Linked DNA regions of Homo sapiens: all the other regions are linked to region 5. Evidence: chromatin loops called from intact Hi-C (ENCODE). Cell type or tissue: heart right ventricle. All regions are shown on one strand. Region 1 overlaps LCOR (ligand dependent nuclear receptor corepressor). Region 2 overlaps TLL2 (tolloid like 2). Region 3 has its middle 46 kb from the start of PIK3AP1. Region 4 overlaps TLL2 (tolloid like 2). Region 5 overlaps SLIT1 (slit guidance ligand 1). Region 6 overlaps PIK3AP1 (phosphoinositide-3-kinase adaptor protein 1).

Region 1 (4,000 bases), 61 kb before region 5:
GCTTGTACACACTGTTTAAAAACCCTCAGGGACAGTTTACACACTCTTCTCACTCAATTCAGGTACTTTGATGCTATTCTTAAACCTAACAGTGACTTGTATTTTTCTGTTTTGCTTTTATTTCAACGTGCTGGTAGCACATCTGATGAATGTCAACTTAAAAAACTCAGTTCAGGTATCCAGGTATAACTCAGCCAAACAGATTTTAAAGCTGCATATAACTCTCCAGCACATGGTGCCTCACACTCTTATAGTGGCATTCTATATATTCAGTTATTACTACTGAGCAGATAATATGGGGGTTCCTGTTAACAGTGTATTTTTTAAAAAAAGCGCATAAATGTATAGCCAGCACACTACACACACACACACAAACATGCACAGTTAAACTATATATTTTTAAATGCCACTAATAGCCAGCACAACTAAAACAAAAGACATTCCTAACTGCTCTGTAAGCTGTTAACAGATGCAGTTCCTTCTTGATGTGGCTCTTGCTTCTTCACGATAACTACTACTAAATTCAAGCACTGGTCCTTGGGTGTCTGACCTCTACATTCTAGTTTATGCAATGTCTTTAGAGAATTTTGTGCACTGGCCACTGTGATGGAACCATTGGGCCAGGAGTGCTTTGAGTTTATCAGTAGTGATTCTGCCAAAGTTGGTGTTGTAACATGAGTATGTAAAATGTCAAAAAAATTAGCAGAGGTCTAGGTCTGCATATCAGCAGACAGTTTTGTCCGTGTATTTTGTAGCCTTGAAGTTCTCAGTGACAAGTTTTTTCTGATGCGAAGTTCTAATTCCAGTGTTTTAGTCCTTTGCATCTTTAATGTTAAGACTTGCCTCTTTAAAATTGCTTTTGTTTTCTGCAGTACTATCTGTGGTTAACAAAATAGATTATTTCTCTGCTTTAATATTTGATATCTTACATCTAAAATAAATTCTCTCCACATATAAAACCCATAGCCTTTGGAGATATGGAAAATGGTATCTTTCAGATTTCTAGAAGTTCAAGTGTCATACAACAAAACAGGAACCCCCTTTACTCTTATGGACCTCATTTCAATATACTGTTTACAGTTTGATGGAATTGTATAATTTAATATTTCTCTTGTACTGTAGTTTATATTTATTTACAGATTTTTTTGTACTGTGTGATTTGAACTTTTTGTTCCTTGCTATGATCAATGTTTATGTAGTAGAGCACTTATGATCACAAATTAAGTTTTTTGGTTTGATTGCACTACATTAAATTTTTTAATGCAGTTCTGATTTTTGACTGGACTAAAACTGTGTCTTAATGTATGTGATGAGTACTTAAAATTTTAATCCATGTGGTCCCCCCCCTTTTTTTTTTTTTTGCATTGTATGTCAAAAGCGCTTGTTCTTTCGTGCATGTGTAAGATTTAATGGTTCCATTGTATTATTTGACCATGACATTTTGGAGAAACATTCCCAGCTGTAATGTTGTGTATGGTAGTTCTCACTGGATGCTAGAGTTTTCAAAACCACTATTCTTCTAATAAATTTTGTTGTGAAAAACTGTTTTTAAAGCTTGGTTTCTACTTCCTAAGATTTTAATGCTTTTTGAAAAATTCAAAAAATGGGTAAAAGTTGGATTGTACTCCAACTGTAAATACACATGGTACAAAGTGATTTTTTTAATGATAAATTCTTTCTAGATGCAATCTTTTAGATAAAGTTGCTGCTGTGAGATTCTGCTTTCATATTCAGGTGCAATATTGCGTTGTAAACTCAGTGTCTTTACTAATTTGATACCTCGGCGCTCAGATTACCTCAGTTTTCTTCATTGGATTATTCATTTTAAAAAATGTATTCAGCTAAACAAGATACAGTAATGTTTTCATAATACCGTCTTCTGTCTTGACTTAGTTTTTTATAATTTTCTTAAGAGTATAAAACTTAATGCCGGGATTCCTTGTCAGAAAATAATAGTGACTATTTTTTGTTTGCTTTTGTCTTGAGGCATAAGTATAAAAGCAACATTGTCAGTCAGTTAAGGTTATGATGGTAGTTCTCATTCTTGGCAGTTCGCTGATAATTCCTTTTACCAGAACACATAAAGAACAGAGTATATGTTGCTCAACATTTAAAAAAAATTTTTTTTTTTTGAGATGGAGTCTCGCTCTGTCTCCCAGGCTGGAATGCAGTGGCACGATCTCGGCTCACTGCAAGCTCTGCTTCCTGGGTTCACACCATTCTCCTGCCTCAACCTCCCGAGTAGCTGGGACTACAGTCGCCCGCCACCACGCCTGGCTAATTTTTTTGCATTTTTAGTAGAGAGGGAGTTTCACAATGTTAGCCAGGATGGTCTTGATCGCCTGACCTCGTGATACACCTGCCTCAGCCTCCCAAAGTGCTGGGATTACAGGTGTGAGCCACTGCGCCAGACTGCTAGTGGTGTTTTATATTTAAAGATGATGCTATTGTTAATTGGTCTAGTTTATCTTTTAATAGTTTTTGTCGGCCGGGCACGATGGCTCACGCCTGTAATCCCAGCACTTTGGGAGGCCGAGGCGAGCGGATCACGAGGTCAGGAGATCAAGACCATCCTGGCTAACACAGTGAAACCCCGTCTCTACTAAAAATACAAAAAATTAGCCGGGCGTGGTGGCGGGCGCCTGTAGTCCCAGCTACTCGGGAGGCTGAGGCAGGAGAATGGCGTGAACCCAGGAGGCAGAGCTTGCAGTGAGCTGAGATCGCGCCACTGCACTCCAGCCTGGGCGACAGAGCGAGACTCTGTCTCAAAAAAAAAAAAAAAAAAAAAAAGACGGGCTATCTAGCTGTTTCTGCCTTTGGTCTGATGTTTATAAAATAGGAATTTATATTAGTACTACAGACTTGTTCTGTTGGCTTTATTTGTTCCCCTTAATTATGCCACATACTTAATCAAGATTTTTTAAGAAAGCTAATTATTATTTTGCTGTAAGTTCCAAAGCCATAACTAACTTGTTTATGGTCATTTCCTGCCGTTACTCATTATAAACTGGGAGCCAGGTCAGTAATAAGATTACAGTTTAGCATCTCATAAATGAATTTGCTTTATTTTAGTGATCCTATCTTCAAATTGATATTCAGCTCTTCAGTTGTTATAAAGGCCCTATTTAAAGAAAGGACTTTTTCTTTTAAACTGGAATTTTCTCTGATTCTGCTGATATTTTGGAAACTAATTCAGGGGGCCCTATGTCTTAACAGGTGTGGAAATTAGGGAGATTGCATAAGAGAAGTAAAATGGAGAAAATGGAAACTTTTTTTTTTTTTTTTTGCCATATCCTGAGTTGGGGATTTTTCCCCCCAAAGGACTCTTTTTTTTTTTTTTTTTTTTTTTTTTGAGACGGAGTCTCGCTGTGTCTCCCAGGTTGGAGTGCAGTGGCGCGATCTCGGCTCACTGCAAACTCCGCCTCCCAGGTTCATGCCATTCTCCTGCCTCAGCCTCCCAAGTAGCTGGGACTACAGGCGCCCGCCAACACGCCCGGCTAATTTTTTGTATTTTTAGTAGAAACGGGGTTTCACCGTGTTAGCCAAGATGGTATCGATCTCCTGACCTCGTGATCCGCCCGTCTCGGCCTCCCAAAGTGCTAGGATTACAGGCGTGAGCCACCGCGCCCGGCCAGGACTCTTAACAAACACTATTCAAATATAACAGCATATGCTCGGGACATGTGGTATTAGGTTTTGTAGCTGAAATGAGTGAATAATTTTTTTAATAGAAAGTGTTAAGTAATATAGTAGATAAGAGTTCTTGTTATATTTCACTTTATTTGCTTCTAAAAGGTAAGCATTTTAACACAGAATTTTATTTATCAGATTCTTAACAGAATGTTGAACTTCCGTTGTTTGACAGGATCTCATTCTTATCTCCCAGGTTGGAGTGCAGTGGCATGATCACGGTTCACTGCAGCCTCGACCTGCTGGGCTTACGTGATCCTCCCACCTCAGCCTCCTGAGTAGCTGGAACTGCAGGCACATGCTGCCATGC
Region 2 (4,000 bases), 650 kb before region 5:
TGGCTCACTGCAATCTCTGCCTCCAGGTTCAAGCAATTCTCCTGCCTCAGCCTCCTGAGTAGCTGGAATTACAGGCACCAACCACCATGCCCAGCTAATTTTGTATTTTTAGTAGAGACGGGGTTTCACCATGTTGCCCAGGCTGGTCTCGAACTCCTGACCTCAGATGATCCGCCTGCCTCGGCCTCCCAAAGTGCTGGGATTACAGGCATGAGCCACCACGCCCAGCTTGATGCTTCATTTTAATAGGACATTTTATCACGCACCTTCCTCCCCTCGCCCTCCCCCAGTCAGAATAAAAGGCAGTCCTTGTCGTGCCTTCACCATTTCTCTGTCTCCTGTCCAAGTGCTCATCAGGTGGAAGCCAGTGTCCCACCCCAGGTACCTGTGCTGTGCACTGCCTGGAAGCCTTTCCTCTGCACTGAGGCATCCGAATAAAACCTGAGAAACATACTGCTGCCGGAAGCCACCGTGGGGTCTGGTTTCTTGCTGCCGCAGAAACGGCCCAGAATGGGGGCCAGGCTGTCCGGCCCGTCATACATTTCCAGGTGGTCATAGGCACATTCCTGGTGCTGCTCGATCTCAAACTCATTAAAGGTCTGGGGACAGAAGAGCAGAAAGTAAGGCAAGGGCCTGGCGTTCAGCTGGGGTGGGGGCCTCCTTTCCAGTTCTGGGACAGGAAGGGGCGAGGCAGTGCAGGGAGACGTCCAGCTGGCTGTGCAGGGGGTGTGTGGCCGTGATGATGCTTGAGGACATCTGTAGAGAGGGTCTCAACCTCCGCCTTGCTTTTGGTCCAGCAAGTGGCCCTATGAAGTAGTTACATGAGCTATTGCTACAATGACCACACTGCAGATGAGAGAGCAGGGGTTCAGAGATTAAATGCTTGACATTTTGACAGCTATTAAGCGACAGAGCCAGGCTTTACACAGCCCAAATCTGTCTTCCTTCCATCCCATCACACAGCTTCTCTCTCACTTAGGGCTAAGAGCCAGCAAGGGCTGAGTGCCCACTCTGTCGGCAGCTGTTTTAAATGCTTTACAAGTATCGCCTCATTTAATCTTTACACCCCTGTGATGTGTCTAATCCCCGCTTTACAGGTGAGGAAAATGAGGCTCATCGCTGTCAGATGACTTGCCCAAGGTCACATACTGAGAGTTGGGCCATGATCTGGTGCTCTGGCATCAGAGACCCTGCTGTTGACCTGTGCACTCTGCTGCACGACCCTTTAGTACAAATGACGCTGGTGAGGTTGTATGAGGTGCACGCTGCTCCAGGCAGCACCCTCATGGTGGCTGACTCTCGCCGAGTGTTTATTCCATGCCAAGCATTTATGCGCATTTTCTCTCTTACTTCTGGTGATGCTGTGAAGGAAGAGCTGTTATTATTTCCAACATGCAGATGGGGAAAATGAGTTTTAGAGAAGCTGGCTGGCCTGCCCCAGCTCACACAGCTGGAGACAGATGAAGCTGAACTTGACCCCAGCTAGCCTTCTCCAACCCCCACTGCTATCAGTCATCAGGTTATGCTGCCTCACCTCTCCCTGTTCCCCCTAAGGACTGTCCCCTAACGCTCGCCAGGGGCGCCGCACCATTCCAGGCTTTTCAGCCCTGAATGCAGGCTTCTCAGATGCTGGGTAGGTGGCCGACTGATGGGAGCCCCAGCGTCAAGGGAGATGGGATAAGGTGAGCGGGGACGGTGTTAGATGAAGACTTGGACCAAATGACAGAGCAGGGAGACAGGACATTAGTTGCGGGGGGGGGGGGGGGGTGTCAATTCAAAAGAGCGGGGCTGGCCTGGCAGCGCAGAGATGGAGGTTGGGAGGGGGAAGGGACCAGCACGGCAATGCAGGCTTTCAGAAGAATGACTCCCACACACTAACGTACTTGGGCAAAGCTCTCCCGCCAGTGACATAGGGAGCACTGGGCCAAGGTGGTGGGTAGAGACACGGGACAGGGGAGCAGTGGCACCGGGACGGCCATGCAGTGGAAGGGAGCCTTAGGCTCAGCAGGCAGGGAGCTCCCAGGAGGTCCATGGGGCGCCCTGTCGCCACCCACATGCAGTGAACACCACCAGCTTCCTTGAGAAGTATTCAACTCACATTCTATGGTAGCGAAAAGCGCGCAATCAATATAGCCACCATCCGTTTCCCAAGGGAACGCCTTTTGGAAACTACCACGTGAGTCTGTGAGCCTCGGGCAAACGCTTCCCGTTGTGCGTTTGCGCGCTCCCAACGCCAGAAGGCGCCTCCCCCGAGGTCCTCGGGGCTCTATGTTGCCATTGCGAACATTTCCCAGCAGATGGCGGTCTTGGAGAAGCAGTGCCTTTCCCTAAGGCTCTCTTCAGTTCATCCTCACCCAGATTCAAGGCTGACCCGGGATACCAGCTCTTAGCAGAGCAGCAGTTTCCCCACGGGCAGCCCAGCATGTGAACTGCCCGCTGGGAGCACCCTGTGGTCAGAGGCCCTGTCTTCACCCCTCGACGCCCTGGGGGCCCATTCGCCTCTTCTGCTCCTCACTCATGGCTCTCACCAATAAACAACCTGCAAGTCCCTGCGCCATAGTCCATTGATCATGGACTTTTCCCTCTCTGTTCTCTTCCATTCTCCCTGAGTTATCGTCCACAGTTCATAGGGTCAATCCTACTTACCTCTACAGTCAGAAAAACCCATTTAAAAAATGTCCATCTGCCTGAAGTACAATACATTCTCCAGCTGGCAAAAGGGGTTCTTTATTCTCCAAAGTGTGGGAGTCCCTGGGGGTTGAGAAATGAGACTCCTAGGAGATTCAACTCTCCTTTGAAATAACTGTGCAAACCACACATCATATACGTGAAAAAGACTTCAAATAAAGGCTTGGGGAAAATTTTTAATTCAAGAGGGAATTTGCATAAAGAACTTAGTCTCCTATTACTAATGGGAAAAAAAAGTAAGTTGTAGAAAAAATACGAATGGGATTTTATTAGAGGAATTTGAGTAACAAAAACATATATATTTCCCTGTGCACTGACAGTCATGATTGTGCACAGAAAATTTCTAGAAGGATCCATAAGAATGTGTTTAGAGTGGTCATTTCTAGAGTGGAAATGGGGGCTCTGGGGTCTTTTGATTTCTATTTCCAACCTCCTGTACTGATTCATCTCATTTTTAATCATGAGACTGTATTGTCTTGTAAAAAATTAAAACTGGAAACAAGTGAATCTCAAACAGCACTGCAGATGTGGGTGGTGGATGCCGCCTCCTGCGGGTCCCACTGTGCCCAGGTGTGACCTATAGAGCTTTTGTGCGTTGTCTCTTTTAATCTGCACAACAGCCCGATGAAGTAGGCTTCATTAGTATCCATGTTTTCCAGATAATGAAACTGAGACCTGGAAATGTTGAGTAACTTCCAAGTTACAGAGCTGGGAAGTGGCAGAGCAGAGACTCAAACGCACATCTGCCTGATACTCAAGTCCACATTCTCAATAAACTACAAAAATGACTCACGAGTTTCACTCTGTGGCCTGCAGTCGAAGAGATGTTCCAGGTACACTCCCTCCGGCTGGGGTATTTGTCAGGCCAGTTGGGGCTCGCCAGGGTCCCCTCCACACTGCTGATCTTGTGTGCACAGCCAGCTGGGGGTGGCAGGGGGACACATACAAAGAGAGAAGTCATTCACTGTGGGCAGCACAAGAAGGATTCTAGGGGGGTCTCCTCCCCTCTCTCCTAATTGTCTCAGGGTCTTTATCAAATATGGGGGTGGGGTATCCTGAATCAGGTATCTCCTGGCTCAGGGATGTGCTGGTTTACTTGCACTGGCTTTTCTGCCTTCCTGACTGTGGCTCGGGGGCCAGGCTATCTTTCTATTCCTATCCACATTGCAGTTATCCTTGCAAATATGTTAAAAGCACTGGCAGTGGGGTCAGGTGGGCCTCGGCCCATGTCCTGGTTCTGCCACCTACAATCTGTGGGACTTGGGGCTCTTATGTAAGCTTCGGTGTCCTTATTTGTAAAAGGGTGCCACTC
Region 3 (4,000 bases), 260 kb before region 5:
CTGGGATTACAGGTGTGAGCCACTGGGATTACAGGAGGCAGCTGGCCTCCTATGCAGCTCATTTTGATGTATAATGGGTACATCTGAAGCAAGAGAGGGAGATGGAGTCCAAGCACCAGAGCTCACTCATCAGGGATTCTCATGGGGGCAGTTATGAGGGAAATGGGGAACATTCTCATGGGAGGAGAAAGGCTTATAAATTAAGCCGGAGAAGTTCATTAATAAATAGGCTGTCCACATTAACACCTGTCAATAAACAGGATTCGAAATGGCAGGTGAGGAGCTACAGAGGGTACTGCATCTGGAAACCTGGTGGGCAATGGCTCAGAGTCTGAGGGCTGAAATGAGGAAGTGCGGTATCAGCATGGAGCAAGCCAAGCCCACGGGAGCAGTGAAATGGGCCAATACTTAATCAGTATGCACCACAGTCTCACCATACAGTGAGACCCAGAAAGACATTTGTTCTGCTAGAATGCACATTTCTGTTATGGGAATCAGCTCACTGCAGAAGTAAAATTATAGCCATCATCAGGGAAGGAAGAAGCGCTCAGCTCAGCTGCTACACTAATTGCATGAGCCCTTTCAGCTGTATTTTAGGAAAATGGCAATGAGCACACACACCCAGGGCCCTTTTCCCCAGCTCTCAGCCAGGTTGCACTGCTTCCTGGATCCACCTGACTAGCACTCAGAGCCCACCACCATCTGCACTCTTTCAACACTTGCCAGACCAGCTCTAATTAAAGTGTTGCCAGCATGTTCCCACTCTATCACATTGAACATTTTAAATATCTACTGTGACAGTCTCCAGCCACACTGAGGCAGTCTGGGCAGTCCAAGTTATCTCCTTATGTGCAAACCACTATTTTTATTAGCATTCTGGTTACAGATTTCCACAGATTACGAGTGATCTGCCTCTAACCCTATTTTCCCCATAAGCCCTATTACTCTTACTGCTTGATTTTGCCGAACACAAGGTTCTTGAGGAATGCCTAAGTGTTGGGTGCTCCACGCACTGCCTTGGATCCTCTTGGCCACACCTCGATTCCTGCTATTATTTGAGGACACAATTCTATGCAGGCTTCAACTCACCTCCTGTGGCCCTGCCTCACCTCAAGCATGCGCTGTACATCTTCCCCTGACCCCGCAAGGTTCTCCGATGCTGTGGTGCGACGTGCCTGCGGGAGCACCCCGGCACTCGCTGATGTGAAACCTACAAGCGCAAGGGCGTTACAACCTTCAAGATGACCCTCTGTCAATGCTAGATGGGAGTTCATGGGGGAACACTTACAACTTCTGCCTTTCATCCATTGGGTGGTCAGTTTGAGGCACTATCTGTATACAACTCCTCAGAAGTTGCTGTTGGGATGGAAGCCCCCGTGCCCACTGCAGTCACCAATGTGACTGGCTTGGTTTTCCTTCTTCCCTGGTCAGTTTCCTTAGTCTCCACCCCTGCTCCCTGGTATCACCACTGTCCACAGTAAACTACACACACAGTTCCTTGTACCAGGCTTGTCTTCCCAGGGGAATAAGACAGCATGTGCTGCATTAAAATGGAAACACCTTTACTTACTTTTACGTACTGTTAATCAACAGTCACTGCCCAGTTCTTCCAAGTGGCCTTTATCATCCCTTCCCTGTAACTTCCTGGGTCCCCGTTTGAGACTCCCCCAAAGGAGTAATGTCACGCACAGCAGGAGGCTGCCAGCAGGGGGCTCCAACCCTACACCAACATCTGTTCTGAAGGTGCCTCAGCCGGACTAGTGATAAATGCTTTAGATTTCACCCTGGCAGTGAGATACAGGTAAAGATAAGTGCCTATTCAAGCCCTATGTTCCTTTTACTGGCGATTCATGTAAACCACACTCCTAATGAATTGAGGACTAATTTTTTTTTTGAAACAGGATCTCTCTGTTGCCCAGGCTGGAGTGCAGTGGCACAGTCATAGCTCACTGCAGCCTCAACCTTCCAGGCCCAGGTGATCCTCCTGCCTCAGCCTCCCAAAGGACTAAGATTACAGGCAGGCATCACCACGCCTGGCTAATTTTTTTTATTTTTCGAAGAAACAGGGTCTCACTATGTTGCCCAGGCTGGTCTCGAACTCCTGTACTCAAGCAATCCTCCTGCTTTGGCCTCCCAAAGTGCTGAGATTACAGGCCTGAGCCACTGAGCCCAGACACAACTGTTTTAAAAGGCAAGGTCAGTGGACTAGGTATTTGAACTATACATTCATGGCCAGACGCAGTGGCTCACTCCTGCAATCCTAGCACTTTGGGAGTCCGAGGCGGGCAGATCCCCTGAAGTCAGGAGTTTGAGACCAGCCTGGTCAACATGGTGAAACTCCGTCTCTACTAGAAATACAAAAATTAGCCAAGTGTGGTGGCACGTGCTTGTACTCCCAGCTACCTGGGAGGCTAAGGCAGGAGAATCACTAGAACCCAGGAGGTGGAGGCTGCAGTGGGACAAGATCACACCACTGAACTCCAGTCTGGGTGACAGAGCGAGACTCCATCTCAAAAAAATAAATCAAATCAAATCAAATGAACTATACATTCATTATGGATGACTCAAAAAGGTTGGGTAAATATTAAAAGTAATAAGAGACCTAGGAAGGAAATAAAGAATTATGAGGCCAAAGGCCGGGCGCCGTGGCTCACGCCTATAATCGCAGCACTTTCAGAGGCCGAGAAAGGCGGATCACGAGGTCAGAAGATTGAGACCATCCTGGCTAACACAGTGAAACCCTGTCTCTGCTAAAAATACAAAAAATTAGCCGGGCGTGGTGGCCGGCGCCTGTAGTCCCAGCTACTCGGGAGGCTGAGGCAGGAGAATGGCGTGAACCTGGAAGGCGGAGCTTGCAGTGAGCCGAGATGGCGCCACTGCACTCCAGCCTGGCGGACAGAGCGAGACTCCCGTCTCAAAAAAAAAAAAAAAAAAAAAAAAAGGCCGGGCGTGGTGGCTCACACCTGTAATCCCAGCACTTTGGGAGGCCGAGGCGGGCGGATCACGAGGTCAGGAGATTGACGCCATCCTGGCAAACATGGTGAAACCCCGTCTGTACTAAAAAATACAAAAAATTAGCAGGCTTGGTGGTGGGTGCCTGTAGTCCCAGCTACTTGGGAGGCTGAGGCAGGAGAATGGTGTGAACCCGCGAGGCAGAGCTTGCAGTAAGCAGAGATCAGGCCACTGCACTCCAGTCTGGGCGACAGAGCAAGACTCTATCTCAAAAAACAAAACAAAACAAAACAAAACAAAACAAAAAAACACTATAGTGGTTCCTCAAAAATTTAAACAAAATTACCACATGATCCAGCAATTCTACTTCTGGATATACATACTAAAGAATTAAGAGCAAAGATTTGAACAGATATTTATACACCCATGTTCATAGCAGTATTATTCACAATAGCCGAAAGGTGAAAACAACTGAAATGTTCATCAACTGATGGATGAACAAACAAAATGTGTGATATACATACAGATATATATACAGTGTGATATACATACTCAAATGTTCATCAACTGATGAATGGATAAACAAAATGCGTGATATACATACAATGTAATATGAGTCAGCCTTTAAAAGGAAGGACATTCTGACACATGCTACAACATGGATGAACCATGGATGAGATACGCTAGGTGAAGTAAGCCAGATGCAAAAGGACAAACATTGCATGATTCCACTTATATGAGGTAACTAGAGTAATAAAATTCACAGAGACAGGAAGTGCAACAATGGTTACTAAGGACTGGGGTTGGGGGAAGAGAATCAGGAGTTATTGTTTAATGCAGCAGTCCTCAATCTTTTTGGCACCAGGGACTGGTTTTGTGGAAGACAATTTTTCCATGGACAGGTATGGGAGGGGAAGATATTTTTGGGATGATTCAAGGGCCTTACATTTACTGTGCACTTTATTTCTGTTATGATTACATTCTAATACATAATGAAATCATTATACAACTCACCATAATGTAGAATCCTTCGGAGCCCTGAGCTTGT
Region 4 (4,000 bases), 630 kb before region 5:
GGTGACAGTGCAGAAGTGGGTTCTTTTGACACCCAGGCTGTTCACGTAGAACCTGGGAGAAGGTCTAAGATGGGGCAGAAGAGGAGAATGGAAGCAAGGGAGGGACTGGGATTTCTGTGCTGGCTCAGCCAGGAGTCCTAGGAGAGGAGGGAAGAGGAGAAAGCAGGCTCTGGGCAAGCACAAGTTGTAGGGGGGCTGGGGAAGTGGGGTCACTGATTAAGGGGCCACAGCAGCAGAGGACTGAATGTCTCTACTCAAGGGCTGCTGCTGTGCTCCTGGGCGCCCAGGCCCAATGCAGTGGGGAGCAGCCATGCTTCCCTCTTAGGGTGTGGTCTTCAGGGCTTTCAGGGGCCTGACAGCAGAGAAGGAGGACCTGCCCGTTCAAAGGAGGGTTGGAAGCTGGCTCTTCTGGGGCCAGGAAAGCTCGGTCTGCCCATGCCATTCTGGGCCTGGTTCCATCAGGACCCTACAGAGCAGCAGGTCCCCAGGGCAACACGGAAATTTGTTCCCAGAGTGCCACCCCTTATTCTCCTCCCAACCCCGATCATGTGGGGGTAAGCATGTAGTCTAGGGGCACTGATGTTCCAGGAGCTGAACACCTGGGTTGCCTCTCTGGCCCACATCAAGGAATAGTAGCAATGTTGTAGAAAGAGTTTGAGCTTAGGAATTAGGCCGACTGAATTAGATCCCCGATCTGCCACTTAACTACCTGCATGATCCTGAGAAGCCCTGCCCAGCCCTGATCCAAATCTAACTCACAGGGTTATTTGGGGAATTAAATGACATTATGTAAGTCAAGTACCTTACACAGTTCTTGGTACACAGTAGGTGATCAATTAATGATAGCTGCTATCCAAATATTTGCTGTTATTCCATGCTCAGTTTCACTACCGTGTAGTTTGCCCTTGTAAACTTATTAGATCTAATTTCCAAGTACAGAACTTTCTATCGTGTGGAAGCCAAGGCTGAGCCTGCTCCTGATCAGTTGGGAACTCTGCTGGGGGCTCACACCCAGCTCTGAAATGCATCGCTGCCTTTTCTCTGCAGGGAGCCTTGTTTGGTGGTAAGCTTCCATATGGTTTTGTGTGTCTTAGGCCAGGGGGAGCAATATTTCTTCTTGTGCCTAAAAGTGGAAACAAACTGCTAATTCATACCCTTGAAAAAATTGGCTGCAAAGCCCGCTTTATTGATAGAGCCATCGGACACAAACTTCATCCACAGTCTGTTGGAGCTCGATTTCACATCCTCCGGCTTCTCATAGCCACAAAAGTGGCCGATCAGGGCACTCTCTTCCGTGGGGCCATCCCGGACTTCCAGGTAGTCATATGCACAGCTGTCGTGCCTTTCAATCTAAAGGAAGAAACAGAGGCAAGGTGGATGGCAGATGGTTCTGCTTTAAGGTTTTTGATTTAAGAAGAGAACCCAAATATCACTCTCAAAATCTAACCAAGAGGCCAAAGGACCCAAGTGTGTCCCAGGTCTCTCCATGCTGCTTCCTAGTTCACTCCTTACTTGCAGAAGTCAAGGGTGAATCAAACTGAGAAGAGTCTAAGAGGATAAATAGAGAAGAACAATTCTACCAAACTTCCCTGGATCCCATCCTGAATTTTCACTTTGATTATTATTCTCAACCTCTCTTACTGCCCTCAGAAAGGTGTCAAACCCCATTTCAAAGCCTGCATAGATGTTGATGTCAGATGTCCGGGCACAATTCACTATGGGCTTGAGAATAGCCTCTTAGGTTCCTGTTTTTAGCCAAAAATGAAAACCCATCTTTACAGAGTGGAGGATGTCTAGCAAAAGTTGCCGTTTCCTTGGGAAGCCGGTCTGAGCAGCACTCACCTCAAAAGCTTGGAAGGTAAGTCCCACGTGAAACCCCTCTGAAACCGTAATCCTCCAGACACATTCCTTGGAAGGTCTGTAGTCATCCGGATAGTTGGGAGATTGAATCTGACCGGCATCTTTGTTCATGTCTCCCCCGCAGGTAGCTTTAGAAAGAGACATCAGGAGAGGAAGACGGGGGCCCTGGTCAGATCTTACTTAGGAAGGAAGGTTGGGGAGGCGGGGGGAACAGCGCTTGCCACCACTAGGTGGCTCCGCTCACCAACATTTTCATCTCCAGCCCACAAACACCGCGCCTCCAGAAAGGCACGATTGCATTTGTCTTTAACTCTGAATTTTTTTCATATAAAGAAAAAACCACATAAAGCAGTGGTTCTCTAACTTCGCTGTGCATCAAAATCGCCTGAGGGAGTTTGCAAACTGTGGAAGCTGGGGCCACACTCCCCAGAGGTTCTGATTCCAGTGGGTGTTGGGGAGCGCTGCGTAGCCGTGAAGTTCCCCAGGTGATTCAAGGTAGAGAGTACAGGACCGCTGGTAGGAAAGGACCCGTGCGCGCACACGTGCACACATGCGCACACATGCACATTACTTATTTTACAAAGACAAAACTTTGGCCTCTCTAAAATTGTAATAATTTAAGGCCGAAGGACCCTTGGTAATGTAAGGCCAAAGGACCCTTGGTAATTTTCTGGTAGTTTTCCCCTTTCTTTTTTTTTTTTTTTTTTTGGTAGAGGGTACGGTGGGGTGGGGAATGAGCCAGAGAAGCTCAAGACATAGAAGAAATAGAAGCACCATCACCTGGTGGCAGCTGCCTAGAGCCCAGACCTATTGGTTCCCTCTACTCAGCCACCAGGGTAGCCTCAGAGGCCCTTCTAAGAAACGCAGTTGGAAATTCCTTGATGTTGCCCAAAGTCTTCTTTTCACAAAGGAAACAAACAGAGGCCTAGAGAGGTCAGATTCTTTGCTTAGGCTCACACAGCAATTCAGAGGCTGCTATCATTTCCACAGGGTTCTAGATCCCCCCAATACCGTCCTGTATGGGGGAAGCCGACTCCTCAGCTGGCCTGGAATGAGGGTTGAGTGGGATGGCGTCAGAAGGATGGCACTACTTCTGAAGTGGGCACAGCTGGCCTCTGCTTCCAGAATGTTGCAGGAGGGGCTGTGGAATCCTCAGCTTGCCCCCTGTGGTGGCTGCCCCCACCCCTGTGGCTCTGGCCTGGAGTGTCTGGGCTGGGAGAGGGACAGTGGGCTGCCTGGGAAGGACAGAGCTTATGAGGGGCCACCGAGCAGCTGCTTTCACCTCGCACAAACCTTCGTACGCTGCAAAGAAGCCCTTGCCCAAGATGTTGCTGCTGCTGCGGAACTCCACCCAGAGCCGGCTGTCCGTGGAGACGAGGGGCTCCGGGATCTTATCGCCACAAAACCTGCCTGGAAAGTGGAAAAAGAAGCAGTTAGGAGCCCTGGGGACAGCAAGAAGGCACTGGCTTCAGGCTAGGAGGAAGCTGAGGTTCTTCACACGTGGTTTGAAGTGAGCAATAACCCTGGCTGGGACAACTTATCCTGTAGCACACACAGGATCAAAAGATGGGATTGGAAGAGTCACACAATAATGTGTGACTTAATTCTTTTTCAGGCTGACTTCAGGAGAATTCCAAATTCCCATCAAAGTATCCAGAGAAGAGCCCAGGCAGCCTCTCCCCTGCCGAGGGGTGTTGCTGAGGCTCTGAAGGTGAGGCAGGGGAAGAATGGTGAGAGAATAGAGCAGATTTCCTTTCCTGGTGTTTCCTGTTGCATGTATACCCTTCCCTTTTGGGGGCATTAGACATCTGCTTTCCTTGACTTGGGAAGGGATGCCAGGGAAAACACAGCAAAGAAATAAAACCATCTTGGCGTTTACATTTCACAAGCCTAGTTGCAATAGCAAAGATTTGGAAGGATGCACCATATTTTCCCCATCCTGGTAGCCGTAGGAGGGTTCCTAGGATGGAGGAGTGACAGGACTAGCGGGAGAGCAGCAGGGAGCCCCTAAAAGGACCCATTCCCCATCTCACCTTGAGAAAGAGATCCCAGGTAGGTTTAAGAATCTAAGAGAAGCAGAAAACTGTGTCCTCAGTCCTTGGGCAGAGTCCAGAGTGGCAGCAAGACCCTGGATTCCCCT
Region 5 (4,000 bases):
CAGGCTGAACAAGACCTGGACTCCGGCCCCCATGCAGCTGCCCCGTGCCTGGGCGACCTTGAGTGGCTCCCTTAATATATCTGGGGGTCACTTCATGTTTCAATAAAGAGCCTGCAACCTAGAGGGAGAAGACAGACAAGCACGCATGACCTAAAAGAGGTGCTGAGGGAACAACACAGCTCAGAAAAGAGAGCAGGTTCGACCTCGGCATGTGTTTCATTTTTTTCTTTCCTTATTTGCTGACAGCATCCATCCTGGCTAACGGGATGGGTGATTTTTTTCTGAAGTTCCAGTGTGTTTAGAAAAACAAAGACTTTTTAAGATAACAGGAATTTTTAAATGGTGGTATATTTAAAATGTTTACACTCACCAGATTAGTATTTTTATACTAACAAAAAGTGTGATGTCACATAAGTATGTTATTCGAAAGATAAATACACAATGTATTTCTAAGTATTTTTTATAGCACATGATAAGGAGTGTGGCCTGGCAATGAGCCACAAGTTGAAAGATGATTGGGAATGCTTTATTTCAGTCCTGTAGCTCATTTAGAGAAAAATGCCAAAAAGATGAAATCTGAGGCCCTGTGAAAGAGAGGGCCCACGGCGTGGCTTACGGTCCCTCCATAAATGTCAGCAAAGTGACACCTGAGATGTAAGTGCTCCTTCCCCTCTCTCCATCATAAAAAAAATATGGGTGCAGGCCAGGAGCGATGGCTCACGCCTGTAGTCCCAGCACTTTGGGAGGCTGAGGCAGGCAGATCACCTGAGGTCAGGAGTTCAAGACCAGCCTGGCCAACATGGTGAAACCTTGTCTCTATTAAAAATACAAAAATTAGTTGGGCATGGTGACAGGCGCCTGTAATCCCAGCTACTCCACTCAGGAGGCTGAGGCAGGAGCATCGCTTGAACCCAGGAGGCAGAGGTTGCAGTGAGCTGAGATCGGACCACTGAACTCCAGCCTGGGCAACTTGTGGCTCATGCCACACCAGCCGTCTCAAAAAACAAAAACAAAAAAACAAAAAACGACAACAACAAAAAATATGGGTACAAAGTCACGTCTAAAGCTATTCAAAAATATAAATTCTGGATTGGCCCACACTTGCTTTTCCTTGTTTCTATACTGAATAGACTCTGAGCCACACCTGAATTCAACATTACAAGCTTTCATTTATCCAAAGGCTGGATTTTCGGGGCTGAGGACTGCCTTGCCCTCTCTTCGGTAGTACTTGTAGTTTGCATTCATCTGGGGACTATTTCTCCTGACGAAAACTCCTGTGAACTCAGTGGGGAGTGCAGAGCCAAGGCCCGACTGAGATGTATTTGGTGGTCAGGGGTTGGGGAGGCAGACACCGCAGCCAGGCCACGCCAATCCAAAAGGACTGTGGATTCAGGTTTATACCCCAGCCAAAGTAAAAATAACCCTGTGTTGTTGATCTCTGGCATAATATGGAAATAGTTGAAACAGTAGCTATTTGATCTGTTCATGCCAAGGCCCTACCCAGCTCCTATTTGCGTAACCTGGACTGAAATAGCGCCCCCTGGCTGTCTTACAAGTCACAGAATCATCCATCCCACTCCTAGGCGATCTATCTGTGCGCATCACTGTCTCCTGCTGCATTTGAGGGCAGAAACCACTAAATCCCCAGCTGTGTCAGGCACTAGCAGGCACCAGTCAATGTCTGGTGAATGAATGAATGCCTGTCTAAAAGCATGAGAAAAGCACAACATCTTAGTGCAAAGGAAATTCAAAAAGAAAAGAACCACCTATCATCCCATAAATGCAACTGATTTGATTTTAGTGTATTCCCTTCCATTTCCTGTGTATATGTTTGTACATCAGAGTGTACAGTCTACTTTATTCTAGGTTTTCATCAAATAATAAGGTATAGTGTTGGCCGGGCACGGTGGCTTATGCCTGTAATCTCAACACTTTGGGAGGCTGAGGCGGGTGGATCACCTGAGGTCAGGAGTTTGAGACCAGCCTGGCCAACATGGCGAAACCCCATCTCTACTAAAAATACAAAACTTAGCCAGGCATAGTGGCAGGTGCCTATAATCCCAGCTACTCAGGAGGCTGAGGCAGGAGAATTGGTTGAACCCGGGAGGCGGAGGTTGCAGTGAGCCGAGATCTCACCACTGCACTCCAGCCTGGGCGATAAGAGCGAAACTCCGTCTCTAAATAAATAAATAAATAAATAAATAAATAAATAAATGTGTTGTCTTTATCATCATTATTAAGTACTTGCTATTCTGTCATATGGGCATGCCATAATTTACTTAATCCTTCCATATTTCCTTTCATGCCAAATTCTTAATGCATTTGGACATCTAGCTTTCCAGCCTACAGCAAATGAGAGGCAACAAAATGCCAGAGTATAGCAATGAAGACAGACATTGGGGAACCCTAGCCTGGGACCTGGTGCATAGTAGATATTTGCTGATGGCTGGCTGGCTGAATGGAAGATGAGTTAACTGCAAAGTAAATAGCAGCAGAGGATTGTGCAGGGTATTGAAGTCCAGCACAGTAAAGAGTGCTCACAATCATTACAGCATGTGTGAACCATGTGAGACCTTAGAAATCATCTTCGTGTAGGTAAGAAAATAGGCCTCAAGAGAAGAATAAATTGTCTGAAAGCCCATTGCAAGTTGATGGCAGAACAAGAACCTAAAGCCCCAAGTCCTGATTAGTCTAGAGTTCAAGGGTTTTAAATAGGAAGACTTCCCCTCTTCCACACACCCCTCCTCCACACTGCGAGTGGACAGGAGAGGCCCTGGCCAGAGTCAGATCAGGAGCAGGGCTTCTCAGTAACATCAGCACCTTCAGGAACCAGGAACACTGGATGGTAACTCCTGGCTAACCCTCGATTGTCACTTGTCATAGAGCCGTGTGCGAGGGCCTCCCTTCAAATTGCATACAGCTTTCACGAAGCCCGGAGTGAATGTAGTGGGTCTATGTCATCCTTTTACCGTTCTTCAATTCCTTATAAGTGCTCAATATTCTTTCTGGAAGAGTTGCAGGTCTTAAGCACAGAGGCGACAACCACTGTATGTGTGTACATGACATATATCCCATCAATACTGCATGTGCATATGTGCAAACACATGAATATAAGTACACACACATCTTCCAGGCTGCTGCCTGTTTCCATCTTAAACCCTGGGTATAAAGGGCAGAGTTTATCCACAAGCTTTCTTGATAACAACTGAAGGTTTCTTTCACACAGATGCTGTTTCGTAGAGAAATTAAGCTTAGGTGCAATTAATAAACACATCTAATCAGTAAAACTGATGCCACTTTCTACAAGTACTGCTAACCTGATCTTTACTTATTGGTTTATTTCTTATAAACTAGATCTGGCTTCTGGCCTGATATCACTGTTCTCCTAAAGAAAGTCTTAATTTATAGATGGGTATAGGCTCAACATTTGTTTTTGCAGCTTTGGTTTTTTTGGTTTGCTTAAAACATATGTTGTTTGTTCACCTCTCATTTGAAAAACAAAACCTCTAGATTTTGAGCTGGAGACAAGATGTACTCAGGTGTTATTTGGTTCTCATGAGGAAGGAGAAAAGGTAGCCAACTGCACATCTGCACAGTTGAACCCCGAGTACAAGAGATACATTAAGGGGGGGCGGAAATGCAAAGGTGTAAAATGTAGACTAGATGCTGAAAAGGCTAAGGTGGACAGTGAAAGTGGACACTCGGCTATGCCCAGGTGTATGCAACAAAAGCTATGTGGTCCCAGGGTAGCAGCAGCCCTTGGTGCCCAGCAGAGACAAGCACAAATGCACTCTGGAGAGGAGCATCTCCAACTTAGCTCTTCAGAGTTCCTAAAGACATGTCAGCAAAAATGAGCATGCAACCAAAAATTACCCAACACAGATGGAAACAAGCCCCTGTGAATTCAAGTCAGTAGGAACAATAAACAACACTGTCCCAACCTGGCCTATGTCCAGAGGCACCACCTCCAGCAGGGCTCACTCCTGCCTCCTCCCACCCC
Region 6 (4,000 bases), 380 kb before region 5:
GTAAGTGTCCCTCTCAGGGCTGACAAATGCAGACCCTAGAAGGGCAGGCCAGGAGAGCCCTACATTCCAGTGGGACAGCAGACAGATTTGCCTCCTGGGAATTCGAAGACACAGATTCCTGATCCAGTCCTCCCTTGATGGGACTTAAGTAAGTTACTAAATCTTGGAGCCTTAGTTTTCTTTCCTGTGAAATGGAGATCATCCTATTCACTAAACCCTGGGATGGTCAGATGAGATCACGGGGATACAGGCAGTCCATGGACTTTTAAAGGGCTGCCAGATGTTCCAAGTTATTATTCTGCTGGGCGGTGCTGCAAATACGCATTTTAGATTTAGCAGTTTGTCCTTTATCCTACTTCTTTATGAATTAAGCTGCCTTGTCACCTACAGAGCCACTGTTAGTAAAATAAATTATTCCTCCCCAGGTCCAAGTTGCTGCTGCTTCTGAGCCAGGAGGTAAGCGATCATTCTCAAGGTTAAACTTGACGCCACAGAGACAGAAACACAAACCAAACCATGTCTAGAGTTAGAAAATTCAGAGTTCACATAACTGGGGAAATGAAAAATGTGGGCCGGGCATGGTGCCTCACGCCTGTAATCCCGGCACTTTGGGAGGCCAAAGCAGACGGATTGCTTGAGCTCACAAGTTCAAGACCAGCCTGGGTAACATCACAAAATCCCATCTATATGAAAAATACAAAAAATTAACTGGGCATGGTGGTTCACACCTGTAGTCCCAGTAACTCGGGAGGCTTAGGTAGGAGGATGGCTTGAGCTGGGGAGGCAGTGGTTACAGGGAGCTGAGATTGTGCCACTGCACTCCAGCCTGAGCAATAGAGCCAGATGTTGTCTCAAAAAAAAAAAAAAAAAACAGAAAGAAAGAAAGAAAAAAAGAGAAAGAAAGAAAGAAAGAAAGGTAGAAAGAAAGAAAAAAAGGAAGGAAAAGAAAAGAAAAAGAAAAGAAAGAAAAATGTGGTGGGTTTCCTTTTCCCATGCAAAAAGTAGCCAAATTTGACAGGCTGCCTCCCCGCTGGTAGCCTCCTTCCAGCTACACGGCATCCAGAAGCCCCCTGGCCCGGGTGACTTCACAAGTTGCCAGTTGGCTACAAACCAGGCTAGCTCCAGAGCACACTGCTGCCTTGGGAAGCCCTGGTAAACCTCACTGATCCTGCTGTGAGGGGCCCAGCAGACCAGGAATAATGGAAGAGACACCTGTGGCATTCCCTGCAGGTTTCCAGTGCTGTGGTGGGAGCATGGCATGTGTTAGAACATCCAGGGGGACAGCAAGTGTAAGGCTCTGTCAACACTAAACTGCCAATAAAGTAGGGCATTCTTTAATTGTCCAGTAGTTTCATAGCAAAGACACAGGGCAGAAAGGATGATGCAGTCTCCAGATTCAAGTGGGTACTGGTGGTTCTCCAAGTGTTCTTTTGTGAGTGAGTCCCTATTCCACAATGGAAAGGACTGGGTCCTACCCACTTCCCCGCCTGTATCTCCAACACCCAGAAGACATCAGTAACCGAAATGTACTAGATGCTCCAGACATGCTTATTAGGTATATGGATAGGATGATGGGCAAGGCTAGGGGGCGCCAGAGGCTGCTTTGTTATCCAATATCTGGAGCTGCAGATAGGGGAAGAAAGGCTATAGAGGCTAGATGGTTTTTCCAAAAGGAACCACGACTAAAATGCATGGTGTTGGATAACAATTTCTGCAGAATATGGTCCTAATGACAGAGAAATCTGGATTCAAATCTGGGCTCTATCACTGATTGGCTGTGACACTTTGGGAATGTTCAGCCCCTCTGTGCCTCTGTTTCCCCATTTGTAAAGTGCAGGTAAGAAAAGCATCTTAGTGGGGTAGCTTTCGGACTTCAGGTCCGAAATCAAGGGTGTGGATGGTAGCGATGGTGCTTTCTCTCCCCACATCCATGCCAAGGCACAGCTCATTCTGGAAGAGCTTCCACCAGCACTTCTAAGCCTCCCAGTTAGGTGACGGAGAGGAGCTTTTATTGCTCTTTCCCCTAAAGGAGCACCCAATCTGAATGGCAAACACCTAACAACCTCTGGACCACATCTTGCAGGTTCTGGGGTCAGTGTCAAAGGCCTGCTGGCATCAGAGACTGCCTCTGGCCCTCTGACCAACCTATGCCTTCTCTCCAAGGCATCCTGTTGGTGCCTGCTCTTCCATGAGTTCATGGATGGGAAAGTCAGGCCCGCCTCCCTGTGGGCCCAGGGCCCTACTGTCTTCTTTTCAGGCTGAAGGCTTGTAACACTCAATATAGCCCATTCCAGAAATTCCCCCATCCATAATGCTGATACCTTGGTTGATACTTCTCTTCCTTGAATCTATTAATGAAAACCAGAGGGAAGGAGGGCTAAGTCTCCGGTGGTGCCTCCGCATGCTTAGCATTTGGTAGCGAATGATGGTAACACATGAATAAGCCTCTTAGAGGGCCTGCTGTGTGGGTCTCCTGCTTCAACTCCAGTACGTGCGTGGAGATCAGATCCACTGTTACCCAGATCAGCGGTTCTCAAGGGTGGTGGCACTGCCCCCTGGGGGCGTTTGGAAAATCTATGAGGGTATTTTGGGTGGTCACCAAGGAGATGGCATTTAGGAAAAGGGGGAAGGACCCTAGACATCCTGCTATGTGTGGGACAGCCCTGCCCAATGAAGAGATGTTTCATGTCCCTCGTGACTTTCAAATATTTCCCTAGACATACACATAAGTTTTAAAAAGTACGTATGATACATATTTATACCTATGTGTATATTTCTACATATCTGTGTATATGTACAAGTATGTCTGTATTTTTAAATTTAATGTCAGCAGATATAAGCAAAAATATAGACAAATATACCTCATTTTATTACTAATTATTACCAATGCCATATTGGCTGGGAGTCACAAGTCACAGAACTTCTCTCAACTCAGTTAAAGATTCCTATTTTGTTTTGAGTTTAGGTGTTGGAGGGGAACTTCTACTGCTCATTCACTTTTGTCAAAAGGCATTACTTTTGCATTGGAAAAAACAAGATAATAAAAAGTGGGCAAAGTTTGTTAGACAGTTTATAAGAAAAATCATGATCCTGAAGAATGATATTTTGAAAATAAGCTTACTATATATTAATGCAATAAAATCAAATTACCCCTCGCCCCCCAAAAAATCTGCTTATTATTTTCTGAGCCTAGAACCTAAACTGTTTCACATATAAACACATCTTATTTTTGCAAACACTTAATTTTTTAGAAATTCAATTTCTATGAAAATGGAAAGGAAATCATAAAGAGTTGTTCACCATCTAGGAAAATCCAGGTGCCAATGCCAACATTATTCCCATCATTTGAGCCACCAAGACTGCAAACGTGTCAGTCAATGTTTGAAGCCGTTGACCGTGATTCTGAGTGTGTCTGCATCTGACTCTTTTGTCATGACTTCTGGTGCAGGCATGTTTGAGTATGTCCTCTTCTTTAATTTCTCTTTCCTATTTCAATTAGGGCAGTATATTTGATTTCTGAGAATTTTATATGTAGGTAGGTTATATAATACATAAACCTCATGTCAGAGTAGGAAAATGTTTGTTATAAAAAGGACCCCTGGAGACTGAGGGCTGAGAGCCACTGATTTGGCCTCTCAGATCACGAGGCAATGAGTTCATCAATTCTGACTTCCAGATATTTGCTTAAACTCTCCCAGCAGTCATAACAGAGGAAGTTTGGAGAAGAATTCTGCTTGTCACAGCACATGACTCCAGCCCTAGCTTTGTGTAAAACAGGACCTTCATCTCTCTGGGGTGAAGTGAGGGTACATAGGGACTGCCCCGCGCCATCTTCATCCGGAATGAAAAAAGCTGTTTCTCAGCAGAAAGGTGGAAGCAGAACTGGGTTGTGCTACTTACAGAGGTCTTCAGTGGCAGCTGGGACAAAGGCAGCCATGGACTCATAGAGATCCTCGTCACAGCCGGGGTTGAGCGAGCATTTCATAAGCAGGTCTGTGGA

Evidence for each region. Peaks named below come from ENCODE experiments on the same cell type or tissue, not always from the same donor. Only the 100,000 strongest peaks of a DNase experiment are listed, where the experiment ranks them.
Region 1: a loop joins it to region 5, with 10 times the contacts of the local background. A loop is called at or near these places in 3 of 110 quality-filtered maps.
Region 2: it touches region 5 in a loop (3-fold over the local background); 25 of 110 quality-filtered maps call a loop at or near these places.
Region 3: it touches region 5 in a loop (30-fold over the local background); 50 of 110 quality-filtered maps call a loop at or near these places.
Region 4: it touches region 5 in a loop (4-fold over the local background); 23 of 110 quality-filtered maps call a loop at or near these places.
Region 6: a loop joins it to region 5, with 2.6 times the contacts of the local background. A loop is called at or near these places in 25 of 110 quality-filtered maps.

Annotation. Positions count from the first base shown.
Region 1 is chr10:96,962,895-96,966,894 of GRCh38, forward strand. All of the region lies in intron 7 of LCOR (ligand dependent nuclear receptor corepressor), which reads left to right. Among named protein-coding and RNA genes, the nearest start is that of LCOR, 130 kb to the left of the region's middle. In heart right ventricle, no CTCF peak of the experiment used is centred here; no DNase peak of the experiment used is centred here.
Region 2 is chr10:96,373,211-96,377,210 of GRCh38, forward strand. It overlaps TLL2 (tolloid like 2), which reads right to left. Exons shown (of 21, transcript NM_012465.4): 18 at 3,482-3,609; 19 at 386-599. Among named protein-coding and RNA genes, the nearest start is that of OPALIN, 16 kb to the left of the region's middle. In heart right ventricle, CTCF peaks have their summits at 2,276 (motif pointing right) and 2,489; a DNase peak (open chromatin) is centred at 2,291; H3K4me3 peaks cover 683 bases; H3K27ac peaks cover 558 bases.
Region 3 is chr10:96,764,136-96,768,135 of GRCh38, forward strand. No RefSeq gene overlaps it. Among named protein-coding and RNA genes, the nearest start is that of PIK3AP1, 46 kb to the left of the region's middle. RefSeq lists a silencer at 1,751-1,840. In heart right ventricle, a CTCF peak has its summit at 1,714 (motif pointing right); a DNase peak (open chromatin) is centred at 1,716.
Region 4 is chr10:96,394,033-96,398,032 of GRCh38, forward strand. TLL2 (tolloid like 2) reads right to left here. Exons shown (of 21, transcript NM_012465.4): 11 at 3,154-3,270; 12 at 1,843-1,988; 13 at 1,155-1,350. Among named protein-coding and RNA genes, the nearest start is that of OPALIN, 37 kb to the left of the region's middle. RefSeq lists an enhancer at 3,082-3,610. In heart right ventricle, a CTCF peak has its summit at 2,091 (motif pointing right); a DNase peak (open chromatin) is centred at 2,099; H3K27ac peaks cover 1,204 bases; H3K27me3 peaks cover 856 bases.
Region 5 is chr10:97,024,287-97,028,286 of GRCh38, forward strand. All of the region lies in intron 25 of SLIT1 (slit guidance ligand 1), which reads right to left. Among named protein-coding and RNA genes, the nearest start is that of SLIT1-AS1, 76 kb to the right of the region's middle. In heart right ventricle, a CTCF peak has its summit at 1,541; a DNase peak (open chromatin) is centred at 1,533; H3K27ac peaks cover 1,380 bases.
Region 6 is chr10:96,641,573-96,645,572 of GRCh38, forward strand. It overlaps PIK3AP1 (phosphoinositide-3-kinase adaptor protein 1), which reads right to left. Exons shown (of 17, transcript NM_152309.3): 8 at 3,901-4,000. Among named protein-coding and RNA genes, the nearest start is that of TM9SF3, 57 kb to the left of the region's middle. RefSeq lists an enhancer at 3,900-3,969. In heart right ventricle, a CTCF peak has its summit at 1,587; DNase peaks (open chromatin) are centred at 1,569 and 3,877; H3K27ac peaks cover 159 bases.